4 separate regions of the Homo sapiens genome follow, and regions 2, 3 and 4 are each linked to region 1. A link is a contact called in ENCODE Hi-C or POLR2A ChIA-PET data. All regions are on one chromosome and are shown on one strand. The core of a region is the stretch at or near the end of the contact, and the rest is flanking DNA. Distances in the headings are between cores, read along the strand shown. Region 1 holds the start of FCF1 (FCF1 rRNA-processing protein). Region 2 holds the start of ZNF410 (zinc finger protein 410). Region 3 holds the start of ALDH6A1 (aldehyde dehydrogenase 6 family member A1). Region 4 holds the start of BBOF1 (basal body orientation factor 1).

Region 1 (3,365 bases), core at 421-2,920:
CTCAAAAATCTAAAGTTCCATTTTTTTTTTTTTTTGGTCTACTGAAGAAATCCTACTTTGTGATATCCTCATGTTAATATCAGCATACTCTTTCTGAGCAAATAACTCTAGTGCAAAGCACAGTACCTGGAAGTATCAGAATTAACCAGTAATGCCAATAATGCATAAGAATTGTTAATGAGTAAATAAAAGCTGATTATACTATATTTATTTTTTAGTCAGAATCTCTCACATCAAGGATCACAATCCACTTCCAAGCAATGGGTAAAAGGGTGACAGTTATCTTCTGAAGATTCAGATGCTTTAACTTTTGGGGGAAAAGTATTACCCCATATGCTTCTTATAAAGGGCTAAAATGTAAAAACGCATATACAGAACTTAACCCTTAACTAGAAAGAAATTATTATTAATGGAGTGTCATTCCTAAAAATTACACAATACATCCACACTAAAGGCTGAGAATAATAATTCTGAAGGTTTTAACGACTATTCTCTTATTCTGAGACTCTTTTTTGTATTTTTAGTGGAGACAGGGTTTCACCGTGTTGGCCAGGCTGGTTTTGAACTCCTCACCTCAGGTGATCCACCCGCCTCAGCCTCCCAAAGTGCTGGGATTACAGGCGTGAGCCACTGCGCCCGGCTTTCTGAGACTCTTAAACTCAGTGAAGATCAGTCTTTATTTAATAGCTATGCTTATTCTACACTTAAGCAGGGACACCGCTTTGATCCTCTTCATACTAGGGAATTTCACTTCACTTTCTTCTTCCACAGTGATTTGGATTCTTATATTAGTAAGACTTATAAAATGGAGATATCTTGGAGTTTTCCCATTTTCTCTGACAAAAATATTTGAGTACCAGGCACTGGAAACGCCAGACAAACAAGGTCTCTAACCTTGCCATCTTTCAACAAGAAACACTCCCCTCGCCCCACCCCAGGGGAATGTAGTAGTGTAATGGTAAAAACATAAAGAGAACTATACGGACTTCACCGAACTGACATGAGGTTTAAATGCGATATGGCAGACAAAGCATATAACGGTAGAAAAAGTGAACACTTAAGAAATGTTTAATTCCCATCGCCTTTCCCAGTGTGATCGCTCAGCAGCTAAATTACTGTTAAACACTGGCTATCTCATGCTATATAAATCTAAGACACGATAATAAGCAAAAAACAAAATAATAACAACAAACATTTTTACTACTTATCCTCTCTAGACTCTTATTAGAATATCCCTGGGCAGTTGATTCCAGACACTCACAGCCTCTGATCTCTGAGACTAAGCATTCGCTTCATGGTCGCATACTTCCTTGTTTTCTTTTGCTTCCCCTTGAAACAGAAATTTTAGAATTAAAAAAGTTGGAAACACACGGCATCTTTTAAAGTCTCTTCTTTTCTCTTGTCTATTGCCTTCCCTTCTTGCCTCAAATAACCCAGACCCTCTTCCCCACTCTGTAAAGCATAACAGTCACCGCTTGGAGAAGTTTAAGAGCTAAGACCAGAATGAAAATATGCTAGGATAATGTGAAGGAAATTTGGCCACGGTCTGACTACCTCCTTCTCCACCCAAAAAGTGGCCTGATAACGTCCCTTCTTGGACCGTCTTCTCTCACCATGGTCACGCCAAACTCCTGGTTCTTCCGTAATCACCAACGGCGCAATACTTCTACGTCATTCACATACTGCTTCCGGCAAAGGATAGCCCGGAAGCGGAAACTCCTTGGGGAAAGGGCAATCCCCCGAGCCGGTTCCCAGGCCGGGTGGAGACCAACTCTGGGGTCTGTTGGTGGGAGAGTGGGGAGCCCGTCTTCTGCTGAGTGCTGCCGCCCCTTCCCAGGACAGCGGAGGTGGAACTTCGTCGCGCTGCAACCCCCGGCTCGGGTAACGTTTCTCTCCAGCCTTAGGCAGAGCCCAGAAGACCTGCCTTTACCAGAGTTCCAGAGAGAGAGGGAGGAAAAGGGTAGGGGGGTTCAGACTCCTGGTTTGCCCAGTAGTTTGGGGGAACACATTCTCCTCACCCTGTAGCGTTGGGGTATCCGGTGTCTATGGTCCAGCCCTGAGGCTGTGGTTCCTATTTGGTTTTCCTAGCCGATATGGTGCTTTGTGCAGCTAGGTGGATGATTGTTCTCGAGTATATACCGTGTACTCCTCTCGGTGAAGAGAGAAATGAAGCAGTGTTTGAGGGCCTAGACTATCGCTAGAGAATTGGGGCATAAGCTTGCATATGTTACTACTTACCCAAGCCAAGAAAATGGTGAGATACAATGCACATTTATTGTGAAGCCTTGGTGTGTCATCTTTAAGTAAAAAGGGAGAATTTGTGAGAACAAGGAGCGAAAGGTAGCTTTTTTCTTTGAGTACCTGCTATGTATTCCAGTGGTTCTTAACTTTTTGGAGATAACTTATTTCTTGAAAGTTTGTGGAAAGCCAGGAACAATTCTTTAAAAAATGGGCACACATACAGTTTGTAATACACTTAATGAGATTGGTGGACTCTGAAGCCCATCCGTGGACCCTCTGGGTGTCTGTAAACTTTAAATGAAAACCCCCATCCTGTATACTGTACTTGTCACTTTATTCATATTACCTTCTTTGACCTTCTCAATAACATAAATTCTTTTATTTTACATATGGGGAAATTGAGCCCCAGACTTTGTTCAGGGGTCTGTTTGAGTCTCGTGATTCCAAAGTCTGTACTTGTATTTCTTTTTTTCTTTTTCTTTCTTTCTTTCTTTCTTTTTTTTTCTTTTTTTTTTTTTTTTTTTTTTTTTTTTTGCACTTTGTCTTCCATTCTCCAGCTACTGATCAAGCTGGGAACGGAATGGGTACCTCTGTCATACTTTTCTTATTGCATGATGCTATCCTAGAGTTGGAAGTAAAATATGTTATCAGGTTTAAAAAAGAAGGTGACCATTGTATAACCCTTATGATGAAAACACGTTTATTGTTTAACACGAACTTTGGAGTCTGACTGATGGGGTTAAAATCCTTGCTCTGCCTTATAACTCGCCATGACATTGGGTGAGTTAATCTATCTGCATCTCAGTTTCTTTATCTGTAAAATGGAGATAATCATAGTAGCACTCTTTTATTGGGATGTTATCAGGACTTATGTTTATTCATAGTTAACATGCGAGGTCCCTAGAAGAGTGTAAACCAGACTACTCAGAGTGTTTTCTGTTGTTACCATTGTGTGTCTTCCAACTTGAGGATGTGTGGCAGGGTTGGAATTTTATGCCAATTTTATTTTATTTTATTTTATTTTATTTTTGAGACAGAGCCTCCCTCTGCTGCCCAGGTTGGAGTGCAGTGGCGCAATCTCGGCTCACAGCAACCTCCCCCTCCCAGGTTCAAGCAATTCTCCT
Region 2 (3,040 bases), core at 366-2,865, 830 kb after region 1:
AATGTGTTTACTATGAGCTTAAAGGGCTTCCATACAAGCTTCCCAGTAAGCAACTGGTAGGTACTAAATATTTGTATAATGAATGAATGACACTACAAATGATACCTACATTTTTCTCTAGTCATCTCTTCTGAACTCCAAACCTTCATTTCTAACTGCTTGCTAGGTATCTCCACATGTATATCCAACAGCATCTCAAACCTAACAATGTCCAAAATCCAGATTATTATCTTCCTTACCAAACCTGTTCTTCTTGTATTACCTATTTCAATGATCGCCCAATCTTCCTCCCACTCAGCTGCAAATTCTAGGTCTTTAAATCTCTCTCATTCTCCATTTTTAAATAATTCCCGTGATTCTCTGTTCCCAGAATGTTCTCTGTTCCCTACTGTAATGCCCTGTTTAGGTCTCTCAGTAACTTTCTACTATACTATTAAAACAGGCCTCTAACTGGTCACCCCGCGTTTAAAATTCCTCTTTCCAATACATCCTTTATGCAGCCATTCAAGTTATCTTTCCAAAACAAAGAAATGCTTATGTCACTTCTACTCAAAGTTCAGTGCCTCGGAAAAATTGTCATAGCCCTAAAGGTAAACCCCTTCGTTTACAGAAAAACTCCCCAGAGCTAGAGATTCAGCAACTTGCCAAAAATTAGACATCTACTTAGATGCAAAACGTAAAAAACTAGAACTTAAAACTTCTGACTGCTACTTTAGTTGTCTTTTACTCTGCACCACACTAAGAAAAAACCAAGTGCAATTTCTCACTCCCTAACAAAATGCCCGACTTTATTTCCAAATGTTTTTTATTTATTGCAAATATGCTGCGTTGACCTTCGTTCCAACCTAAGTACTAATTCTTAAGTCCCAAGTTAATAATATTTAACTTCCAAATGGTGCCTAAATGCATTTCTGAGCCTCATGATCAAGTGGGATAAACTTTAATAAATTGGATTATCTTGAGAAACTTCAGAAAATAAATTCGACACGAAATGTATGAAGGCCGTAAACAATCCACACACTCCTGCCCCCCGAACTGACAGGCAAAGGAGAAACGGGCGACCCAGCCCAGCCGAGTAGGCAGCTGTCCCTTTTCCAAACCCAGAAAGTAAGTGGTATGAAAGGAGAGGGTAGCTCTGGACTGAAACATTCAGGGCAAGGCCTCCTGGCATCCTCTACCCCACACCACAAAGGCCTCAGAAATAAGGCCCCAAGGTCCGTAGGCAGGCCCCGGCTGCGGGTGCAGTCCAAGAGCCCCCGCCCCGGGGACTCGCTGACTCTGGCTTTCTCAGGACAGTCTGTTCCTATATCCCTACCCCCAAAACCAAGCAAAGGAGCAAGAACATCGCCCCTAAAAACCCGCGAGGGGAAGGGCCAAAGCCGCAGGGCTTCAGACTGGCCGCTCCCGGGCCCGCCAGATCCAGGAGGGATGCCCAAGGAGGGCGGTTTCCTCTCTCGGGGCGAACTCGGCCCCAGGCCCCAAGTAGCCGGTACTGGCCCCCGCCCTCTCGGGTACTACCTAACCGAGGAGGGGTGGCCAGGCCCACCTCGGAGCTCACCTTCCAGTTCCGGGAAGCCGGCCGGCCGTCAGTCGGTCCCGAATTCCGTCCACACACAGCGTCTTCCGGCTCCCGCCGGAAGCAGCTCGAGCGCGGGACAGGAAGTTTGGCTGACCCCCCACGCACACACCCACTCGCTCGCCTCAGTGTCGTGTGGCTGCCGCACTGCTCGGGACCCAGACGTCAAGGGTGCTGGCGGGGCCTCCCCAGGCCCGCGACGCAGGGCTCCGCCCCGGACAGGAGGAGCCGCAGCCGCCCCGCTCCCACTCACTCACTCACTCTCGGCCTTCGGGACTCCTATGTCCGCGAAGCCCGAAAAAACAGGTCAGCTAATTCGTTGACGTCACTGCCACCCCGCAGTAGCGGAGGGAGTAGTTTTTCCCATCAGCGGAGGCGTTGCAATGGAGGCAAACGCGAAAGAAAAGATCACTGCTTAAACATTTATCAAAGGTCTCCATGGAGAGGACCTTCGAAGTTTCACCGCCCGAGAAAGGAACTTGCAGAATCAAGTTTTGCATTATATACGGGACGGGGTATGCAGTGAGTCTGGGTTCCGTGTTGTAATTAGGATGTAAAGAGCTCTTGGATGTCCCGACTGCGGGCTTGAACACTTGACTTCCAAGCTGGATGCCACCTTGTTAAAGCTTTGTGAGTTTGACTGACTTCTTGAAATTACTTATTTTAAAATATTTGCGTGCGGAAGAATGAGAGACTCAACCGTGGGAATTAAAGGAGTTCTCTTTAAAAAGGCATTTTCAAGGTTAAAGATAAGCCTTGATGACAGGTTTGGGTACACAAATTACTAATGGTGATTTAAAATAAAGGAGAAACATTTCAGAGGAAGATAATTCCACTTTAGAAAAGCAGAGTAGGCCGGACTCCGTGGCTCACGCCTTTAATCCCAGCACTTTGGGAGGCTAAGGTGGGCGGATCACGAGGTCAGGAGATCGAGACCATCCTGGGTAACGCCGTGAAAACCCGTCTCTACTAAAAACACAAAAATTAGCCGGGCGTGGTGGCACGCGCCTGTAATCCTAGCTACTCGGGAGGCTGAGGCAGGAGAATCGCTTGAACCCGGGAGGCGGAGGTTGCAGTGAGCCGAGATCGTGCCGCTGCACGCCGGGCGACTGAGCAAGACTCCATCTCAAAAAAGAAAAGAAAAGAAAAAAGCAGAGTATAAGATGCAATCCAGAGTTGAGGATATTTACTTGGAGGTAAAGGTCCAGTGCTCAAGAAAGAGGTCAGAAATACAGATGGAGATTTGGGAGTTAGCAACATACAGAGAAAAGTGAAACCCCCTCAGGCGATGAAATGGTCCAGGAAAAGTAACAAAAAAGGGCCACTCACGAAAACTGGGGAGGCTGATTACCAACACAGTTTGAATCTACTTATTACAAATGTTGCATACAAAAGTATATTGGCAGTGTGTAGACAATCATAAGCCAAAACATTCAGAAACAATAATCTTCAGTTTTACTGTTC
Region 3 (3,529 bases), core at 1-2,500, 630 kb after region 1:
ACTTGAAATGACTTGCATTTTACACAATATATAAACAGAAATCGTTAATTCACTCAGCCTTAAGAAACAACACGTAAAGCAGATGGAAGACAGGTTGCGACCTGTGCAAGACGACACTTAAAAGCTCAATACTGATTCTCCTCGCGACTCTCAGGGCGAGGGGCCGAGAACGTCCCCCGCTTCTCTTGCTGCCACGGCAATGGTCCCAAACTGAGGAGACAGGAGAGAGATCATGTTTCTCTTGCGGTTCAGTATCGAGATGAGGTCAGCCAGCAGCCCTGCGAGGGTTTGTGAGAATCATTCCATCCGTGCGCTCAATCAGAAGAGAACTGATCCTTTCAATGGGTACCCCAAGGAAAAAACTACAGTAAGCCACGTCCTCCAGAAACATCTCCTCCTCGACCCTCAGCCTCGCCCAAATAGAGATAAGGAAGGCACAGGGCGACCCCCCTGTCCTTTTACCCAGAATGAGTCCCTCCCTAGTGCCCTCCTCCACACGCCTGGTACAGAGCGGGGAAACTGGGCACCTCCGGAGCTGCTGTGAAGAACCGGTGAGCTGAAGACGGCGATGGATCTCAAGAAAAAAAATAAAAGGGAAAGGAGAAGAGCCCAAGAAAGAAATGTATGTTCGAGGGGCAGAGACAGAGTGGATGTTCCCAGTAGAGCAAAGAAGGAGGCTGCAGGCAAAGATCTCTAAGCCGGCTCTTACCGTCTGTGGGAGACGCCATCTTCCAACCCATGTCACGTGACGTGGCCAACCGTCGGCGGGAAAACGAGGTTCCATAAGCCACGCCCCCAAAGAGAAACCCTATCCCCAACTCGCAGCCCAGTCTCATTCCCTCGCCTCATAGGGCAATCTTTGCCTAGCCCCGCCCCTAAGTATAGCCACGCCCCTTACGCGGATGTTGAGGTGGAGCGACTGCAAAATTCTTGAAGGGTCTTATTTACTTTTTTCAGTGGGGGGGTGGGGCCTCGGTTCCGCCCTTGGCCAATCGGAGTTCCAGGTTAGGGGGGCGTCTTCCCCGTGTGCTCGGTAGGGAGTGTCCAAGTCAGGGGCGTCTTCTCTACCTCCGCCTACGTCATTGGCTGAGGTGGCAGAGGGCGAGAGCATTTTCGCTCCTAACCAATCACTTATCCCCAGGACGGGGGTGTGAGGAGAGGAATCAGGTGTTCGGACCAGTGATTGGCTGGAGAAAATAGTCCTCCCCACCAATGAGGAAGCCTGGCAGGATGGAGGGCGAGGCCTGGCAGCTGTAGTGCTTCTGGGCAGTAGAGGCGCGGGGTGCGGAGCTAGGGCGGCCGAGAGCCATGGCGGCGCTATTGGCGGCGGCGGCAGTGCGAGCCCGGATCCTGCAGGCGAGTGAGGGTGGTGCCAAGGCACCATGAAGCTAGGAATTGGATCCTTTCCGTCCGCTCCCTGAGCCATCCTCGGGCGGGACCACCTTCTTGGCCCAACCCCTTTTTGGCCAGACCTCCTACCCGACCTGTGCGGCCCTGTCCCATGCCCAGCCCTCACTTCATAACCTCCCTGGTCCCGGATCCAACCCTGGGCTGTTACCCTTGGCCCTCTACCCTTTTACTCCTAAGCCTCCTCTTTTCTGGCTCTCGCCCACTCTCCTTCTCCAGCTCTGCCCGCTCCCTGCTGTCACTCTCTTGCCCTCATCTCTCCATCCGCCCACCGTCTTTCCTTTTTACCTCTGCACCAGCCTTCTCTCTCTCCCCCAGAAACTACTCTTTTTGGTTACTCTGTCCCCTGCCGTGAGCGTCCACTTTGCCATTGCTCCCTTCCCCCACCCTACTTCACTATCCGTGGTGATCTGAGGTAAGGGGGAGGGGGGACGCGAGGGGCGAGGGTCAGTGTATGAACTTTGAATTTCCTTCTAGAGGTGGACTCTAGATTTTCACCAAAGGCAGCCATTTGCTAAGCTATTTTCCCTAAGTGTGGCTCTTTGTATTTTCCATGGACTGGCTGTCCCCTTTCTTGCCAAAACTTTGAGTTAAACTTTTTCTCAGCTAAGTTACAGTTTACATAGATAGGGCACATCTACATAGATAGGGTAGATAAGGGCACACAGTTAAAGCTACCAGTATGTTCCATGTATGTTCAAGGTACCAAACATCTTTAAAACGGGTGATAGAAAGTGGGAGCCAGGTAAGACAAGAAGTCTAAGTTCCCACCCCAAAATCAGCTCTTCTAGTGCTACACACCCTCATCTCTGCACTTGGGGGATTGAGTCCTCTCTGAAGCCAACCTAAGGAGAAATGGTAAAGCTACAGGAGTTGCATGCCTGAGGCCTGTAATCTCCAACTCTGTTTATAGTCTTTCCCCTGTTCATGGCCTACCAAGGATTTAGAGTATGTGGCAAGATTTACCGCAGGCAAGAAACAGTCTGCAAGAAACAACAGTGCCGTTCTTATTCATTACATCCAGTCTGAGAATTTCCTCTATATTGCTGAGCTTTTAGGTAATATTAGTATTCACCAGGTTTCCGTGAGTTCTAGTAAAGAAACTTGGGCAGTTTTAAGATTCTTGGCAGAGTCAGCAAAGATTCATTTTTAAATATGCTATTTAATGGGGAAGGTAGAAAGGATGAGTTTGAAGGGTTTGGCAGATGGTCTGGCCTCACTCATATTTCTTGCTGCGATCCTTGTTCTGTTCTAGTATCTTTTTTTAGTAGCAGGAAAACAAAGTTTCCACCCTATATTTTTCTTACCAACTTCTTGAAATCTTTTACTGAAATTGGCTTTTTTCCTTTGCCTCCTCTTCCCCTCCCATCACAATGAGTCATTGAGAACCTTAAGAAAGTATTTTGTCCTTTTCCATCAAGGAGAAGAATCTCTCTTTCCATGTACTTTTATTTCAGAAACAGACACTATGTATTTTCTGATTCATTTGGAGAAACTTCTGAAGTGACCTGGAAAAGAACAGATAGAGTAATCCTCAGCCAACTAGGAGTTGTAACGTGAATCTTTGATTAAAAGTTCGATAAAAAGTAGCCTACGGGCCAGGCGCTGTAGCTCCTGCCTGTAATCCCTGCACTTTGGGAGGCCAAGGTGGGTGGATCACCTGAGGTCAGGAGTTCGAGACCAGCCTGACCAACATGGTAAAACCCCTTCTCTACTAAAAATACAAAAATTAGCCGGGTGTGGTGGCGGGCGACTGTAATCCCAGCTACTCAGGAAGTTGAGGCAGGAGAATCGCTTGAACCCGGAAGACGGAGGTTGCAGTGAGCTGAGATCGTGCCATTGCACTCCAGCCTGGGCGACAGAGCAAGACTCCATCAAAAAAAAAAAAAAAAAAAAAAAAAACCTCGATTTTGGCAGCCATGAATATTAGAGAACTATCAAAAGGATTTATAGAGGAGAAAGTTAATGTTTTCAATTATTTTAAGTATTCAGCTTATTTTTCTCTGCCACGAAGAGTAGTCAAACTTAACCTAAAACCTCTCTCTGCTCCTTGTGATATTATCACTCCCATGCAGAGATAAAGGAATGTTCGAGACAGGGTCTCGCTCTGTCACCCAGGCTG
Region 4 (3,348 bases), core at 830-3,329, 690 kb after region 1:
TTTTTGTAGAGACAGGGTCTTCCTATGTTGTTCAGGCTGGTCTTGAACTCCTGGGCTCAAGTGATCTTCCCCTGCTCAGCCTCCCAAAGTGCTGGGCATGAGCCACGATGCCCCACCCACCGGGCTTTAAGGATGCCTGAGAAACCATAATCATTTATATAGAGGTGGAGAGGAAAAAGGATGGATTCAAAGATTAAAGTGGTAAAGGAAGAGATTTTTCTAAATATTTATTGTATAAGCATTAACAAAACACTCCCCCTTATATATGGTAGGTACCATGATATATAAATATGTACATATTTAAGAATATTTCACCTGTATTTGAATTCTAAATATTTTCACACATATGTACATGTGGACCTTTCTATACTGCCACCCTCCACATCCACTTTCCTACCTCTGGTTCTCAGTCCTCTTCCACAGAGGTAATGGGTTTGCAGTGGAGAGAACCAAAGTCCCACTTTCACCTTTTGTTCTCTTCAAATTAAGGCCAGCTCCATTCCCAACCCCTCAGCCTGTTATAGCTGTTGATGTCCCTTTCTGGCATGATTTAGGCACTAGTGATACACTGTCTCACTACGACCATCCAGGTATCAGGTCTGAGTGGCTCGAAGTACTTGATGCGACAGGGCATGGTGGCTCACGGCTGTCATCCCAGCACTTTGGGAGGCCGAGGCGGGTGGATCACCTGAAGTCAGGAGTTCGAGACCAGCCTGGCCAACATGGTGAAACCCTGTCTCCACTAAAAATAAAAAAATTAGCTGGGCGTGGTGACGGGTGCCTGTAATCACAGCTACTCGGGAGGCTGAGGCAGGAGAATTGGTTGAACCCAGAAGGCAGAGGTTGCAGTGAGCTGAGATCGTGCCATTGCACTCCGGCTTGGGCAACAAGAGCAAAACTTGGTGTCAAGAAAAAAAAAAAAGTACTTGATGCAAGAAATTAGACACTCTAATAGGACCACTGATACTCACTGTAGAAACAAAGCCAGGTTTCTCAAACAATGGGTCATGGAAAATCCAAGGAATAAGGTCTCTTACCCTTAGTGTTCCTCATTGTTCAAATGTGTACTGTAGAAGCATGGTCAAAATCTGAAAACATATGTTAGTGAGTTCTAGGAATGTGATAAGCCCTTGGCACTTTAAGGGCTAGACTAACTGTGCAGTTATGTAAAAACAAAAAAAAAATACCATAAAAGAATACTTACATTAACAAATGGGAAGAAAAAAGCCACATATAAGTATGTACATTGGGCTATCGTTTTATTAAAAAAGAATACTCCAAAATATAGTAGTGTTTATTTTTGGATAATGAGACTACAGGTGATTTTTGTTTTTTCTTTTGGTACTTCCCATGTTTCCCAAACTTTCTGTATTGAGCATGAATTACTCTCTTAAGTTACTTTACAAACATCTCAAGTTTGGTGCCAACTCTGTGTTCCCATATATGGTGTTGTTGCTGGACACCACGTATGACTCCAACGTGTCCAGAAACCACCGGGGTCCCCCAATAGGGCTAGTAGCAATCTAGCAGCAACTCCAGGCCTGTAAGGGGTTAGTGCTAGAACATTACCCACCTCAGTGGCTCTGATCAGTTTGGGAAAACCTCAATAATTATCCAACTTGGTAAAATACTTTAGGTGTCCCCTTTGAACCAAAAGAGATCTCTGAAAAGGCCCAAGGAACTACTTTATACATCCTCTACACGTTTAAGATAATCTGAACACATAGTAGAGATCTGCCAGACTATGGACATGGGAGCTGTAATCCTCACAAGCCGGGAGAGCCGGGGAGAGGGTCCGAGTGGGCCGGCGCGGGGGGCGCCAGGTTGCCAGCCCCAGACCCGAAATCCCAGGCAGGCCCAGGGAGAGGGGACTCTCGGGTGGCTTCTCCTTACTTCGTGTCTTTGCCTTTGCTCTTGCCTTTCTTTTTGTCCTTTCCCTTCGACGGCATCTTGGCTTCCCCAGGGGCTCCGCTGTCGTAGTTGCCCAGCCGCGGCCGCCCTGGCCAGCTCTGTCTCCAAGGGAACCGGGACGCCGAGCTGGCAATGCCCCACCCGCGCCGCTGACGGCGCGCGGAGAGCGCACGCGCCCGTGACGTAGCCCAGGCGCCGCGGCGCGCGGGGTGGGGCGGAGGTCGCGCCGAGGGCGGCGGGCTGCCGCGCAAGGGTGGCGCGCGCGCGGTGAGTGTGCGAGTGTCGGCGGCGCCGGATCCTCTACGTGGGGCCCGGGCTCTGCGGGCGGGAGGCGGGAGCTGGCAGCCCCAGGCGGTAGCGCTTCGTCCTGCGGCCTGGGTGTGTCAGGAGTCGCTGCGGTCGGGGCGCCCTTGCCTCAGGAGACTTAGATCCCCGCTGATCCGCCCGTCCCGCCGCAGTGGTCTGAGCCGCAGCCCTTTCCCGTGCCGCCCGCGGGTCCCGTTCCTCCCGTGTCTCCATGCCGCAGCCAGCGTGGCCGCGGCTACCTTGCCCTCGCCCCCGCTCCGCTTCTGCCGCTCCCGGCACTGCCTTACTCCTTTGGGTTGCATCTCTTTCCTGGCTTTTCACCCTTGCTGATTCTGTAAGGGATAGTGCAGCCAGCGGACGTCCCAGGCCAAATGTTTTTTGATAGGCAGTCGAGGACTTTCCCGAGGGCGGTGGTTGAGGGCGAGGCTGCCAGCCTCCGAAGAGCAGCGGCACGCCAGGGAGCCGGGCGGGGAGGGGAGTGCTGCCACCGAGGTCGGGAGCAGGGTCCTCGGCCTCACTAGGTCCTGTGTGGCCGATACTTCCTGCCCACGACCGCCCCCCGGATTTCCATTTGCTAATACCGGTCCGCAGCCTTCTTTCCTGAAAGTTGCATAAAGTTGGAAGCTCTTCAACTTGCCTCCCCGACTCCTGAAATCCCGAATACACCTCTGAAAAGGAGTGTACTCACAAGTATTCTCATTTTTCAATGAGAGTCAGTCAGTGAGTCATTAAGGAAGGTACGGTATTCTGAGTGCCAAGCCAATAGTTAGGAGACTTGTGGTTGAAGCTCTGCTCTGTTATACTCCATTTCAAATTAAAAAGTTTATTTTAAATGTGGTTGTAGATCCTTCGTCACCATTTCTCTAGGGAGGACTTAATCCGTACACTCCTTCCCGATGTCTTTGACCTCTAATTACTCCCCTCCGCCTTGTTTCCCACTTGCATAGTTTCTGTTTCTGAATTTCTGTTTCTTCTGAGGGAACATGCCGATTTGGTAATGATAAGCCTTGTAAACTTTTTTTTTTTTTTTTCTGAGAGAGAGTCTTCTGTCACCCAGGCTGGAGTGCAGTGGGGCATCTCGGCTCCCTGCAACCTCCACCTCCTTGGTTCAAGCGATTCTCCTGCCTCAGC

Evidence for each region. Hi-C counts contacts between places; a loop is a spot of excess contacts on that map. ChIA-PET counts read pairs that join two places held with the same protein, here RNA polymerase II (POLR2A). Pooled maps may share reads with other maps.
Region 2: a loop to region 1 is called in a pooled map, with 7 times the contacts of the local background. The contact joins the promoter of ZNF410 here to the promoter of FCF1 in region 1. A Hi-C loop is called at or near these places in 1 of 168 maps with a recorded cell type or tissue (CD8-positive, alpha-beta T cell) and 6 of 50 pooled maps. POLR2A ChIA-PET finds 5 or more read pairs at or near these places in 1 of 52 experiments (activated T-cell).
Region 3: a pooled map shows a loop between it and region 1 (21-fold over the local background). The contact joins the promoter of ALDH6A1 here to the promoter of FCF1 in region 1. A Hi-C loop is called at or near these places in 2 of 37 single-sample maps with no recorded cell type and 10 of 50 pooled maps.
Region 4: a map of B cell shows a loop between it and region 1 (24-fold over the local background). The contact joins the promoter of BBOF1 here to the promoter of FCF1 in region 1. A Hi-C loop is called at or near these places in 2 of 168 maps with a recorded cell type or tissue (B cell and CD8-positive, alpha-beta T cell), 1 of 37 single-sample maps with no recorded cell type and 8 of 50 pooled maps.

Annotation. Positions count from the first base shown.
Region 1 is chr14:74,711,449-74,714,813 of GRCh38, reverse strand. FCF1 (FCF1 rRNA-processing protein) reads right to left here and starts at 1,670. Exons shown (of 8, transcript NM_015962.5): 1 at 1,614-1,670; 2 at 1,262-1,329. The coding sequence starts at 1,616. It overlaps AREL1 (apoptosis resistant E3 ubiquitin protein ligase 1), which reads left to right and starts at 1,734. Exons shown (of 20, transcript NM_001039479.2): 1 at 1,734-1,881. RefSeq lists an enhancer at 1,557-1,836.
Region 2 is chr14:73,885,434-73,888,473 of GRCh38, reverse strand. It overlaps ZNF410 (zinc finger protein 410), which reads right to left and starts at 1,615. Exons shown (of 12, transcript NM_021188.3): 1 at 1,559-1,615. It overlaps PTGR2 (prostaglandin reductase 2), which reads right to left. Exons shown (of 10, transcript NM_001146154.2): 10 at 2,748-3,040. RefSeq lists an enhancer at 1,556-1,625 and a silencer at 1,676-1,955.
Region 3 is chr14:74,082,174-74,085,702 of GRCh38, reverse strand. It overlaps ALDH6A1 (aldehyde dehydrogenase 6 family member A1), which reads left to right and starts at 1,250. Exons shown (of 12, transcript NM_005589.4): 1 at 1,250-1,356. The coding sequence starts at 1,309. LIN52 (lin-52 DREAM MuvB core complex component) reads right to left here and starts at 747. Exons shown (of 6, transcript NM_001024674.3): 1 at 710-747. The coding sequence starts at 728. It also overlaps a transcript of BBOF1 not described here. RefSeq lists an enhancer at 659-838.
Region 4 is chr14:74,018,080-74,021,427 of GRCh38, reverse strand. It overlaps BBOF1 (basal body orientation factor 1), which reads right to left and starts at 2,079. Exons shown (of 12, transcript NM_025057.3): 1 at 1,894-2,079. The coding sequence starts at 1,949. It overlaps ENTPD5 (ectonucleoside triphosphate diphosphohydrolase 5 (inactive)), which reads left to right and starts at 2,140. Exons shown (of 16, transcript NM_001249.5): 1 at 2,140-2,178. RefSeq lists silencers at 1,963-2,212, 2,243-2,312, 2,323-2,462, 2,503-2,572, 2,488-2,782.